2 separate regions of the Homo sapiens genome follow, and region 2 is linked to region 1. The links are chromatin contacts, found by Hi-C or POLR2A ChIA-PET in ENCODE. All regions are on one chromosome and are shown on one strand. The core of a region is the stretch at or near the end of the contact, and the rest is flanking DNA. Distances in the headings are between cores, read along the strand shown.

Region 1 (6,886 bases), core at 436-2,935:
ACAGGCTGAGAGGGTGGTTGGCCCAGTGCACAGTGCCTGGCACTAACAACCTGATCGTGGGCCAGGTGTCTGCCTCGAAACTGCCTGAAGGCAGGCAGGGTAGGACAATGTCTGGAGGCTCACGGTTTTATAGACTAGGGGTCCCCAACCCCTGGGCTACAGACCGGTACCAGAACCGGGCCACACAGCAGGAGGTGAGCAGCAGGCGAGCAAGGGAAGCTTCATCTGTATTTACAGCCACCCCCCCATTGATCCCACAGCAGCCTGAGCTCCGCCTCCTGTCAGATCAGTGGCGGCTGGAGATTGTCATAGGAGCTGGAACCCTATGGTGAACTGCGCATGTGAGGAGGTTGCGCGCTTCTTTTGAAAACCTAATGCCTGATCTGTCGTTGTTGCCCATCACCTCCAGATAGGACTGTCTAGTTGCAGGAAAACAAGCTCAGGGCTCCCACGGATCCTACATTACTGTGAGTTGTATATTTCACTATATGTTACAATGTAATAATAATAGAAATAAAATGTACATAAATGTAACGCACTTGAATTATCCTGAAACCCGCCCTCACCCACCAAGCCGTGGAAAAACTGTCTTCCACGAAACCGCACCCTGGTGCCCAATAGGTTGGGCGCTGCGGTTCTACAACAGACAGCCTTCTTCTGCTGTGTGACACTGTGCCCGTCACTTTGCCTCTGTGAGCCTCAGCGCCTCATCACTACCGCAGGAGGAAGGTGAATAACGGTATTATCCCCATTTTTTTGACGAGGAAAGCGACGCTCAGGGAGGTGCCCAGGGTTCGCAGTTGAAGCTCAAGCCCTGGTCGGCCTGCAGACCCTGTGCCTGGAGCCCAGTGCTCCTCCCTCCCGCCACGGGATGTCACTGCGATGCCTGACCGGGGGCGCGTTGGGCAGCTGCCCCGTTCTGCAGAAGAACAAACCGAGGCCCCGCGAGGCCAGGCGCCGGCCCCGCATTCCGCGACCGGCCCGGGGCGCGGGCGCTACCTGGGGCGCGACGTTGCTCAGGTAGAACGTGTCGTCCATGGCCTTCTGGCTCCAGCGGTGGTTGGCGGCGGCGGCCAGGTGACCGCGGTCGAAGCCACTGCCGCGGTAGTCGGCGTTGGTGGCACGGTGGTACGCGTGCACCGAGTCGTCCTCGCGGAAGTCGCACTCGCGCCGGTCGCCGTCGCCGCGGAGACGCTCGGGTCGCAGCTGCTCCACCACCCAGAGCGCGCCGCGGGTGCGCGGGTCGTAGCACAGCACGTACGACTCGCGGCTCTTGAGCTGCGCCAGCCCCGGCAGCCCGTACTTGGCCAGCTCGCCCGGGCCGCGGGGTCCCCCGGGCACAGGGGGCAACTCGGCTGCCGCCGCCACGGGCAGCACGGGCAGCCGGCCCAGCAGTCCCGGCGCCGCCCGCGCGTCCTCCCGCCGCCGCCGCCAGCCCTCGACGACCGCACCCAGCCCCGCGCCCGACGCCAGGGTCAGGCCGGCCCGCAGCGCCCGCATGGCCGGGGAGCGACCTAGCGGCGGGCGACCCGCGAGGCTCTTAAAGGAGCCGCGTCGCGGGATCCAACGAGGGCACAGGGCTGCTGGGGCCGCGGACGATAGCGTGACCTCCCTTCCACTCACAAACACTGCCAAGGGCTTGGGCCTCGGAACCCAGAAGGGAGCAGCAGAGCCCAACCGGGTGTCCCCGGCGTCCTTTCTTTGCGCATTTAAGACGCCGGTATGAGGGGCGTGGCATCGTCGCCTCAGCTCGCGATTGGCCACCATCAGGCCTGGCTCCGCACCCGCCTCGCAGGCCCCCTGCTGGTCGTGGGGTGGGAGACACTCTCTCCTCTGCGCCTGCGCAGGGAGCTCCTGCTTAATACGCTCCGCGGAAGGGTCAAGCACTGTCGAAAGCTTTTACTGTCACTGCTTAGTCTCACCCTCTACACCGCTCGGAGAGTGAGCTCCTAGTTCGCAGAGCAGGCACAGGGCCCCAGGTATATCTGGCCCTAGGCTATCCTCCATGACACCATAAAATAAGCCCCGCAATTCTACCAGATTGGCAAAGGTTTCTTTTTTTTTTTTTTTTTTTTTGAGACGGAGTTTCGCTCTGGTCGCCCAGACTCGAGTGCAATGGCGTGATCTCGGCTCACTGCAACCTCCGCCTCACAGGTTCAAGCGATTCTCCTGCTTCAGCCTCCCAAGTAGCTGGGATTACAGGCATGCGCCACCACGCCCGGCTAATTTTGTATCTTTAGTAGAGACAGGGTTTCTCCATGTTGGTCAGGCTGGTCTCAAACTCCCGACCTCAGGCGATCCGCCGGCCTCGGCCTCCCAAAGTGTTGGCATTACAGGCGTGAGCCACCGCGCCCGGCCCAGATTGGCAAAGATTTTAATTAACAGCAGTTTGAGGACAAGGATGCAGACGGCTGATGCTGGCTGCTGGCTGGAACAGAAACCTGGGGCGAATATTCCAAAAAACAGCTTGACAGTACAGTACAAGCGAAGCCTTAAAAAGGTTCATACCGTTCAACCCACGCAGAGGGCTGAGCTGGGGAAATCTCGGGAATGCAAGGATCTCGAACGCAAATATTCACCAGAGTATTACACTGCCGGCAGGAATAAGCAAAATATTCAGAAATATGGACTGGTTAAGGACTTTTATTTTTTGAGACGGAGTCTCACTCTATTGCCCAGGCTGGAGTGCAATGGCGTGATCTCCGCGCAGTGGAACCTCTGCCTCCCAGGTTCAAGTGATTCTCCTGCCTCAGCCTCTGAAGTAGCTGGGATTACAGGCGCGCACCACCAGGCCCAGCTAATTTTTTTTTTTTTTTGAGACGGAGTCTCGCTCTGTCGCCCAGGCTCACTGCAACCTCCGCCTCCTTGGTTCAAGCGATTCTCGTGCCTCGGCCTCCTGAGTAGCTGGGACTACAGGCGCGCGCCACCACGCCCAGCTAATTTTTGTACTTTTAGTAAAGAATGGGTTTCACCATGTTGGCCAGGCTGGTCTCGAACTAACTCCTGACCTTGTGATCCACCCACCTTGGCCTCCCAAAGTGCTGGGGTTATAGACATGGGCCACCCAACCCAGCCACTCTTAGCATTTTTTTTTCCTTTAAGGAAAATAAGGTCTTGTGCTGTCACCCACACGGAGTGCAGTGGCAAGATCACAGTTCACTGCAGCCTTGACCTCCTGGGCTCAAGCCATCCTCCTGCCTCACCCTCCCGAGTAGCTAGGACCACAGACACATATCATGATGCCTGGCTAACTTTTAAATTTTTTATAGAGATGGGGCCTCGCTATGTTGTCCAGGCTGGTCTTGAACTCCTGGCCTCCAGTGATCCTCCTGCCTTGGCCTCCCAAAGTTACAGGCATGAGCCACTAAGCCCTCCTGAGGTCAGTAGTTTGAGACCAGCCTGGCCAACATGGCGAAACCCTGTCTCTACTAAAAATACAAAAATTAGCTGGGCATAGTGGACCGTGCCTGTAATCCCACCTACTGGGGGACTGAGGCAAGAGGATTGCTTGAACCTGGAGGGCGGAGGTTGCAGTGAGCCGAGATCATGCCACTGCACTCCAGCCTGGGCAACAGAGTGAGACTCTGCTTCAAAAAAAAATATGGGACAGGGTCTTGCTTTGTTGCCCAGGCTGTTCTTGACCTCCTGGGATCAAGTGATCTGTGGGCCTCAGCCTCCTGAGTAAATGGGACTACAGGCTATGGTGTATCACCATACCCAGCTACTTTCAGCAATTTTGAAATATACATTAACTATAGTGACCATGCTGTAGTTTGTGTTTTTTTTTTTTGGAGACAGAGTTTTGCTCTTGTTGCCCAGGCTGGGGTGCAATGGCGTGATCTCGGCTCACCACAACCTCTGCCTCCCAGGTTCAAGTGATTCTCCTGCCTCAGCCTCCCGAGTAGCTGGGATTACAGGCATGTGTCACCATCCCCAGCTAATTTTTTGTATTTTTAGTAGAGACAGGGTTTCTCCATGCTGGTCAGGCTGGTCTCGAACTCCCGACCTCAGATGATCCACCCACCTCAGTCTCCCAAAGTGCTGGGATTACAGGTGTGAGCCATCGCACCTGGCCATACCATGCTATAGTTCTAAAAAAAAAACATTCCTGGGCCGGGTATGGTGGCTTAGGCCTGTAATCATAGCCCTTTTGGAGGCCAAGGTGGGAGGATTGCTTGAACCAAGGAGTTCAAGACCAGCCTGGGCAACATAGTAAGACCCCCGTCTCAAATTAAAAAAAAAAAAATCCTCCTGTCTAGCTGAAACTGTACCCTTTGACCAACATTTCCCCATTCCCCACCGCCCCAACTCCCACCAATCCCCAGACTCTGGTACCATCATTCTACTCTCCACCTCTATGAGTTGTTTTACATTCCGAATATAAGTGAAACCATGTCGTGTTTGTCTTTCTGTGCCTGGCTTATTTCACCTACCGTAACGTCCTCTAGGTTCTTCCATGTTGTCACAAATGACAGAATCTCCTTTTTTTTTTGAGGGTGAATCTCGCACTGTTGCCTGGGCTGGAGTGCAATGGCACAATCTTGGCTCACTGCAACCTCCCCCTCCCAGGTTGACGCAATTCTCTTGCCTCAGCCTCCTGAGTAGCTGGGATTACAGGTGCACACCACCACGCTCGGCTAATTTTGTTGTATTTTTAGTAGAGATGGGGTTTCACTATGTTGGCCAGACTGGTCTTGAACTCCTGACCTCGTGATCCACCTGCCTCAGCCTCCCAAAGTGCTGGGATTACAGGCGTTAGCCACCACGCCCGGCCTTGTCTTTTTTTTATAAGCCATTCTGACAGGTGTGAGGTGGTATCTCATTTTGGTTTTAATTTGCATTTCCCAGATGATCCATGCATTGTTCAGCATTTTTTCAGATAGTTGCCAGAAATTTTTATGTCTTTTTTTATTTTTTTTTGAGACAGAGTCTGGCTCTGTCACCAGGCTGGAGTGCAGTGGCTCGATCTCGGCTCACTGCAACCTCCGCCTCCTGGGTTCAAGCACACACCACTATGCCCATCTAATTTTTGTATTTTTAGTAGAGACGGGGTTTCACCATGTTGGCCAGGATGGTCTTGATCTCTTCACCTGGCGATTCGCCTGCCTCAGCCTCCCAAAGTGCTGTATGTCTTCTTTTGAGAAATATCTATTCAGGTCCTTTGCGTGTTGTTTAAATCACATTGTTTTCTTGCTATTGAGATTTTTGTTTGTTTCTGTTTTTGTTTTTTAGACAGAGTCCTGCTCTGTCACCCAGGCTGGAGTGCAGTGGCACGATCTCGGCTCACTGCAACCTCCGCCTCTGGGTTCAAGTGATTCTTGTGCCTCAGCCTCCTGGGTAGCTGGGATTACAGGCACCCACCACCACTCCTGGCTAATATTTTTGTAGTTTTAGTAGAGACTGGGTTTCACCATATTGGCCAGGCTGGTCTTGAACTCCGGACCTCAGGTGATCCACCCGCCTCCGCCTCCCAAAGTGCTTGAATTACAGGCATGAGCCACCATGCCCAGCTGCTACTGAGATGTTTTAAGTACTTATATATCTTGGATATTAACCCCTTATCAGATGTATGGTTTGCAAATATAATCATGCATCACATAAAGATATGTAATCCAAGCTACCCTGGGATGCTGAGGCATGAGAATTCCTTGTACCCCGGAGGCTGAGGTTGCAGTGAGCTGAGATCGTGCCACTGCACTCCAGCCTGGGCGACAGAGCGAGACTCTATCTCAAAAAAAAAAACAAACCAAAAAAAGTATGCCAGGCTAGGTGGCTCACACCTGTAATCCCAGCACTTTGGGAGGCCGAGGCAGGTGGATCACAATGTCAGGAGTTCAAGACCAGCCTGGCCAACACGGTGAAACACTGTGTATACTAAAAATACAAAAATTAGCCGGGTGTGGTGGCACACACCTGTATTCCCAGCTACTGGGGAGGCTGAGGCAGGAGAATTGCTTGAACCCGGGAGGCAGAGGTTGCAGTGAGCCGAGGTAGTGTCACTGCACTCAAGCCTGGGTGACAGAGAGAAACTCTTGTCTCAAAAAAAAAAGTAATAATAATAAAAAATAAAGAATGATACACCTGTCTGTATAAAGCGCTTACCATGAATGGAGCTTCTGGGACAGGAAGTTGCTCTGCGTGGGTCACTGAGGAGTGAATGTGAAGGCCCAGAACAAAGTCTACTCTACGCTACTGTAGACTTTATCAACACTATATTTAGGCTACACTAAATTTATTTGAAATACTTCTTTCTTCAATAATAAACCTTAGCTTACTGTAACTTTTACTTTTTTTTTTTTTTTTAGGCGGAATCTTGCTCTGTTGCCCAGGCTGGAGTGCAGTGGCGCGATCTTGGCTCACTGCAAGCTCCGCCTCCTGGGCTCACGCCATTCTCCTGCCTCAGCCTCCCGAGTAGCTGGGACTACAGGCGCCCGCCACCACACCTGGCTAATTTTTTGTATTTTTAGTAGAGACGGGGTTTCACTGTGTTAGCCAGGATGGTCTCGATCTCCTGAACTCGTGATCTGCACGCCTTGGGCTCCCAAAGTGCTGGGATTACAGGTGTGAGCCACCGCGCCCAGCCACTGTAACTTTTACTTTACGAGTTTTTATTTATTTATTTATTTATTTATTTATTTATTTTGAGACAGAGTCTCACTCTGTTACCCAGGCCAGAGTGCAGTGGCACAATCTCAGCTCACTGCAACCTCCACCTCCCAGGTTCAAGTGATTCTGCTGCCTCAGTCTCCAAGTGAGTAGCTGGGATTACAGGTGCCTGCCACCACGCCTAGCTAATTTTTGTATTTTTATTTTATTTATTTTATTTTTTTTTTTGAGACAGAGTCTCACTCTGTCACCAAGCTGAAGTACAGTGGTGCCATCTCTG
Region 2 (6,926 bases), core at 4,151-6,650, 500 kb after region 1:
ATCCCAACTGCTGACAATAGTGCTGGTATACTTTTTTTTATTTTTGAGACAGAGTCTTGCTCTGTTGTCCAAGCTGGAGTGTAGTGGTGTGATTACGGCTCACCGCCCTCGACCTCCTGGGCTCAACTGATCCTCCTACCTCAAACTCCCTCCCAGGTAGCTGGGACTATGGGTATACACCACCACACTTGGCTAATTTTTGCATTTTTTGCAGAGACAGGGTTTCACCATGTTGTCCAGGCTGGTCTCAAACTCCTGGGCTCAAGTGATCCGCCCACTTCAGCCCCCCAAAGTATTAGGATTACAGGCATGAGCCAACACGCATGGACCAGTGCCAGAATATTCTAATTACTTGAAACATTTTACCTGTATTTTTATATGAATTTTTTTGTTTTGTTTTGTTGGAGACAGAGTCTCACTCTGTCGCCCAGGCTGGAGTGCAGTGGTGTGATCTCAGCTCACTGCAACCTGTGCCTCCCGGGTTCAATCAATTCTCCTGCCTCAGCCTCCCGAGTAGCTGGGATTACAGGCGCACACCATCACACCTAGCTAATTTTTGTATTTTTAGTAGAGACAGGTTTCCACCATGTTGGTCAGACTGGTCTCAAACTCCTGACCTTAGGTGGTCCTCCCGCCAGCCTCCCAAAGTGCTGGGATTACAGATGTGAGCCACTGTGCCTTCCCTGAAAATTTTTAAAAACTATTTTATTGTCTACCTCTCGAAGTAGAATAGAAATGAGGGCAGGGAACTTGGCTGTCTAGTTCACCATTATATCCCCTGTACACAAAACAATGGTTGGGCTGGGCACGGTGGCTCACACCTGTAGTCCCAGCATTTTGGGAGGCTGAGGCAGGTGGATCACTTGAGGTCAGGAGTTCAAGACCAGCCTGGTTAATATGGTAAAACCCCTCTCTACTAAAAGTACAAAAATTAGCTGGGCGTTGTGGTGTGCACCTGTAGTCCCAGCTACGTGGGGGGTTGAGGCAGGAGAATCGCTTGAACCCAGGAAGCTGAGTTGCAGTGAGCCGAGACGGCGCCACTGCACTCCAGCCTGGGTGGCAGAGCGGGACCCTGTCTCAAAACAAAACAAAACAAAAAGGATGGGCCGGGCGCTGTGGCTCACGCCTGTAATCCCAGCACTTTGGGAGGCTGATGCGGGCGGATCACGTGGTCAGGAGATCGAGACCATCCTGGCTAGCACGGTGAAACCCCGTCTCTACTAAAAAATACAAAAAATTAGCCGGGCGTCGTGGCGGGCGCCTGTAGTCCCAGCTACTCGGGAGGCTGAGGCAGGAGAATGGCGTGTACCTGGGAGGCGGAGCTTGCAGTGAGCAGAGATCGCACCACTGCACTCTAGCCTGGGCGACAGAGCGACTCAAAAAAAAAAAGGGATGGCACATAGCAGAGCCTCAGTTAGTGAATGAGTTTGCCAATAGTCGGGACACCCCCTTTCCCCCTCTCCTTGTCCTCCCTGCCTGGGGCTGGAGGGGCTGGAGAGTGCCACACCTGCCATACCGTAGGGAAAGCAATGTCCCTGGAATAAAGGGATACAGTACAGCAGTGAAGAGCATGATCTGGGATTGATTACTATCTCCATTAATACCAGTTATGTGGAATTAGCAAGTTTGCTTCACTGCTCTGAGCCTCTGTTTCCTTATCTGCTAAAAGAGGATAATAATAGAACATACTTGACAGAGTTGTGGGGGGATTCAGCAAGATCACGGATGAGGCTGGCATCAGGCATGCAGTGCGAGGTTAATGAACACTGGCCAGTATTATCAATTGCAGGCATGTTCCCACCCATTTGCCTATCCCATAGAAAATGACAAAGCCTTGGCATGAGCCTGAAGAGCACTCCTGCCAATGGTGGCAGCTCAGGGCTCCTCTTTCCTCAGGGTGTCATGCCTGTGCTATTCCTCTGTCCTGTCTGGTGACTGCCAGATACACAGGAGCTGAAAACTCACGTTCACATCCAGGAAACGGAGATACTCGCGACCGAGGGAGCCTTCCGGCAGGCTCTGGAGCTTGCCCAGGTCGAGGGTGGATGTCGAAATCCGGGGACGCTCCCTGAAAGGCAAGACTTGGGCATTGGGAGGGTGTGGGCAAAGGTAGGTGAACGATCCAACTACAGCGAGCTGAGGGGCGGGAGAATGTACAGAGGAGCAATGTGGCCACCACAAGCCTTAATGGAGCACCTACAACTGGCCAGGCTAGTGTCAGGGACTTAGGATACTACCCCAAACCAAGGACATGGGCAGGGGTACAATCTCGGCAGGAAGACAGTCCTCGAATGTGACCAGAGTACTTGCAAAAGGTACTGCAAGGGAGGGGTAAAGCCAGCACATGTTATGGGAACTTAATGAAGGCACAGAGCCCTGTGGTTGAAACTGGGCCAAGGCTATCACACTGCACAACTCGGAAGTCATCAGTGTATACACATGTATGTGAATGACACCCCTGGAATTGGGCAGTGCCCAGCCTGTGCAACCATATGTAGCCAGGGTATCAAAAGCTCCCTAGCGGAACAGAACAAACACAATGTGATTCTAGAGAGGTCAGAATACCTAGAGAATGCCCCCAGACCCCCAGGCAGAGCTGGGACCTACTGCAGGATCTGGGCACCCTCTGGATCCCTCCTCATCTGGTCCCTGAGGACCTTCAGGGTGCGGTGTCCTGTGGTCTCCCCTAGAACTGCGACCATGTCTGAAAGGACAGAAACGGGCACAAATGGGGGATGTCATCTTAGGTAAGTTAGCTGACCTGGTCTGAGCCTTTGTTTCCTACAGGATAAATTAGGGATGATGTCTAGCTCTTTGTTATAAGGATTCAGGCTAAACACTTAGCAAATTACCCAGCACACAACAAGGGATCAGTATACATATCTATAGTTCTTATTCTTAATCTACTGGGGCGGGACAGCTCTAGTTAGCACAACGTTGTAAAGATTTTATAAATCACTTTTCACAATACAATATCATGTCTCCATTGATTGGTAGAGGCTTAGGCATCAGAGATGCTGGGCTACAGTCCAGGTGTGTTCACTATCTAGGTGACCTAGTACAAATTGCTTCACATTTCTGTTTTGTTTTGTTTTTTTGAGACAGGGTCTTGCTCTGTTGCCCAGGCTGGAGTGAAGTGGTGTGATCATAGCTCACTGCTAGGACTACAGGCATGCAGCTAGTTTTTTAAATTTTCTGTAGAGATGAGGTCTTGCTATGTTGCCCAGGCTGGTCTTGAACTTTGGCCCCAAGTGATCCTCCCACCTTGGATTCCCAAATTGCTGGGATTACAGGTGTGAGCCACCATGCCTGGCCTGCTTCACATTTTTCAGCCTCAGTGTCTTAATTTGTGAAGTGCAGACAACACCTTTCTTAGCTGGTTAATGTGAGAAACCATGAAAATCATATATATATAACACTTAGTGGCCAAGTGTAGCGGCTGACACCTGTAATCTCAACACTGGGGGGCTGAGGCAGGAGGATCACTTGAGGCCAAGAGTTCCAGAGCAGCCTGGGCAACGTGGCAAGACGCCGTCTCTACAAAAAAATTAAAAAATTCGCTGGTCTTGGCCGGGCGTGGTGGCTCATGCCTGTAATCCCAACACTTTGGGAGGCCGAGGTGGGAGGATCACCTGAAGTCAGGAGTTTGAGACCAGCCTGGGCAACATAGCAAAATCCCGTCTCTACTAAAAATACAACAATTAGCCAGGCCGCACAGGCCTGTAATCCCAGCTACTCAGGAGGCTGAGGCACGAGAATCGCTTGAACCTGGGAGGTGGAAGTTGCATAGAGCTGAGATTGCGCCACTGCACTCCAGCGTGGGCCACAGAGCAATACTGTGTCTCAAAACAAAACAAACAAAAAACCACTGGGGACATGGAGATATAGTGTATTTTTTGTTTAAGACAGGGTCTCGCTCTGTCGCCCAGGCTGGAGTGCAATGGCGCAATCACAACTTACTGCAGTCTCGAACTCCCCGGCTCAAATGGTCCTTCCACCTCAGCCTGGGAATACAGCCGCATGCAACCAGCCCCAATTAATTCTTGTATTTTTTTTTGTAGAGATGGGGATTCACCGTGTTGCCCAGGCTGGTTTCAAACTCCTCAGCTCAAGCCATCTGCCCGCTTCGGCCCCCCGATAGGGATTATAGGCGTGAGCCACTATAATAGCGCCTAGCCTGTTTTTGTTAGTAGGAATAACAGTACTTCCCAGAACTCAAAAATCTAGGAGGCATAAGAAAAACACTGTAGAACCCTAGAATGTTCTAGTCACACATCCAGCAAACATTTATTGAGCATTTACTATGTGCCAGGCACTATCCAGAAGGCTGCAGATGCAGTGGAACGAGGCAGACATGGTCCTCGACCTCGGAGTTGACTTTCTAGTAGGATATTATAAACTGATCGGTACTTATGAATCATCTATTTAGTCTAGATGTTCTCAATATGGCTGCATGACAGATTCTCCCAAGTAGTTTAAAGACAGACTTTCGGTTTCACGCCCATTTCTCCCTCCACTGCAGATTCAGATTCAGATTCAGTGCGTTTAGGTGGGATCCAGGAATCTGCATTTTCATAAACGTTCCGAGTGGTTACGAGCTGCAACCAGGTTTGGGTACCCCGACCTAGGCTATGTTCCAGTTACCCACAGGAAACGGCTCCAAGCCGCCCCCACGGGGGCGAGGCGCGGGCGGCCTTACCGTGGCGGTAGGGGTTATAGAGCGCCATCGCCGCGGAGCCGGCGGCCAACAGCCCTTTCTGCAGCGGGGAGGTGGGGAGGTGGTGCGAGTATAGCGGGCCGGCGCCGTCGCTCCTAGCCCGGAGGGGCATTTCTGCGGGGCAAGAAAAAGGCCGAGGTCAGAGGAGCCGGGCGCCCTCAGGCTCCTTCCCGCCTGCGCCCAGAACCCGGCGCCACTTGCCTGCCGCAGGCCGCTGTAGGCCCGGGAGCCCGCAGAGCCGACGGAGGACAGGGCGCAGCAGAGTCGCCATGGCAGCGGGCGTCCGCGGAGGATGGGCGGGTACGAAGAACGCCGCGATTCTGTCAGGCGACGGAGCGTCGGAGGGGTCAAAACTCACTGAAAAACCGATTCTGACGGCGTAGCCTACGGCCTTTCGAGGGGAAACATCGCTTCACGGGCAGAAGGCATGTAGGCCAAGTAGGCGAAGGAAACGCACGCGAACTGTCTACCGTCTACGTCCACCGATCCAAGACTCTCGCCATGTCACCTCGCCCCAGAAAGTGTCTGCAAAGGACACGCAACCACGCTCACTCAGCGCCGGGCCCTATTTCCTTCTCCACAGCCGGTTTTCCCCGAAGACTATAAAATGCGAACCTCTTCCGGCTGTGGAACATGGCGGCGCCCGTGGAAAGGACCACATTTGGGGGCGGGGCCTGGCGGTACTTCCGTCCAGGTCCAGCGGGTGCTGTGATCTTCAAGTATGGGGTCTGCTGGCTTGTCGCGGCTGCATGGGCTTTTCGCGGTCTATAAGCCCCCGGGGCTAAAATGGAAGCACCTGCGGGATACAGTGGAGCTACAACTTCTGAAGGGTGAGTGCCTCGAACCAGACCCACGTTCCCGCTCTCGTTCTCTTGGAAGTCCATCTCCGCTTCTGGTCCTTACCCCAAAACAAAATCACGTGACCTATTCACCTGGGCAGAGCGCTTTCCCAAACGCCTGTTCTCTGTGCTTTCTTACTCCTCACTTTCCTCTGTTTTCCGAGGGGGAAACTGACTCAGTATTGTTCCTTGTCACACGGTTACTACGTTGTAGAGTCTGTTTGAATCCGCCTGTTTCTTAACTACTGCTATACTGCCCTCTGCACCATGGGCTTCTGCTTTGTCTTCTACATCATACTTCCCTGTTGTCTAATCCCCCAAGTGTTTGGACAGAACAAGATATTCCTGGTCAGCATCGTGGTGCACGCCTGTAATCCCAGCTACTCTGGAGGCTGAGGCAGGAGGATCGCTTGAGCCCAAGAGTTTGACGTTACAGTGAGCTATGATGGCGCCATTGCACTTCAGCCTGGGCTACAGAACGAGGCCCTGTCTCTTAAAAAATATTTTATATGTACATATATTTGTATGTATGTGTGTATATATTATCTCTGTGTGTTCAGGTCTCAATGCCAGGAAGCCTCCCGCTCCTAAACAGCGTGTTCGCTTCTTGCTGGGCCCCATGGAAGGCAGCGAAGAGAAGGAGCTGACCCTCACAGCCACCAGCGTACCCTCTTTCATCAACCATCCACTGGGTAAGGCAGATTTAAGCAGGATCCTGTGTGTCACTTCCCAGGAAATCCCTGAGCCGAGTCAGTGTCCCAGTGCTCAGATTCCTGTGCCAGGCCCTTGAAGGTCCACAGAGGAGTGAGGTATTAGACCAGGAATTGGCAGATTTCCTTGGAAAGGGCCAGATACTGAATGTTTTAGTTTTCAGGCCATGTGATTTCCGTTGGAACTGCTCAACTCTGCCAATGTAGTGCCAAACAGCTATAGACAGTATCTAAAGGAATGAGCCTAGCTGTATTCCAATAGAACTTTATGAATATTCATATTTGAACTTCAGGTAATTTTCACGTGTCACTAAGTACAGTTGCCTCTGAGTCCATGAGTTCCACATCCCATGATCCAGCTTCAGATTGGCAGTATTTGGGAAGAAAAACACAAAGTTCCAAAAAGCAAAACTTGAATTTGCTGTGCACCTAGTACTGTGTTGAATCCACTCAAGGTGATGCATAGGCATTATATTAGGCATTATAAGTAATCTAGCTAGGCGTGGTGGCTCACGCCTGTAATCCCAGCATTTTGAGAGGCCGAGGAGGGTGGATCATGAGGTCAAGAGATCGAGACCATCCTGGCCAACATGGTGAAACCCCGTCTCTACTAAAAATACAAAAATTAGCCGGGAGTGGTGGCAGGCGCCTGTAGTCCCA

Evidence for each region. Hi-C counts contacts between places; a loop is a spot of excess contacts on that map. ChIA-PET counts read pairs that join two places held with the same protein, here RNA polymerase II (POLR2A). Pooled maps may share reads with other maps.
Region 2: a loop to region 1 is called in a map with no recorded cell type, with 20 times the contacts of the local background. The contact joins the promoter of TRUB2 here to the promoter of ENDOG in region 1. A Hi-C loop is called at or near these places in 3 of 37 single-sample maps with no recorded cell type and 11 of 50 pooled maps. POLR2A ChIA-PET finds 5 or more read pairs at or near these places in 1 of 52 experiments (Caco-2).

What each region holds. Positions count from the first base shown.
Region 1 is chr9:128,813,299-128,820,184 of GRCh38, reverse strand. ENDOG (endonuclease G) reads right to left here and starts at 1,685. Exons shown (of 3, transcript NM_004435.2): 1 at 1,000-1,685. The coding sequence starts at 1,500. It overlaps KYAT1-SPOUT1 (KYAT1-SPOUT1 readthrough), which reads left to right. Exons shown (of 25, transcript NR_182311.1): 25 at 1-534. It overlaps SPOUT1 (SPOUT domain containing methyltransferase 1), which reads left to right. Exons shown (of 12, transcript NM_016390.4): 12 at 1-534. RefSeq lists enhancers at 682-771, 722-1,287 and a silencer at 1,392-1,451.
Region 2 is chr9:128,320,921-128,327,846 of GRCh38, reverse strand. TRUB2 (TruB pseudouridine synthase family member 2) reads left to right here and starts at 5,400. Exons shown (of 8, transcript NM_015679.3): 1 at 5,400-5,547; 2 at 6,117-6,248. The coding sequence starts at 5,439. COQ4 (coenzyme Q4) reads right to left here and starts at 5,008. Exons shown (of 7, transcript NM_016035.5): 1 at 4,919-5,008; 2 at 4,700-4,831; 3 at 2,608-2,704; 4 at 1,966-2,068. The coding sequence starts at 4,988. RefSeq lists a silencer at 4,721-4,780 and an enhancer at 5,161-5,700.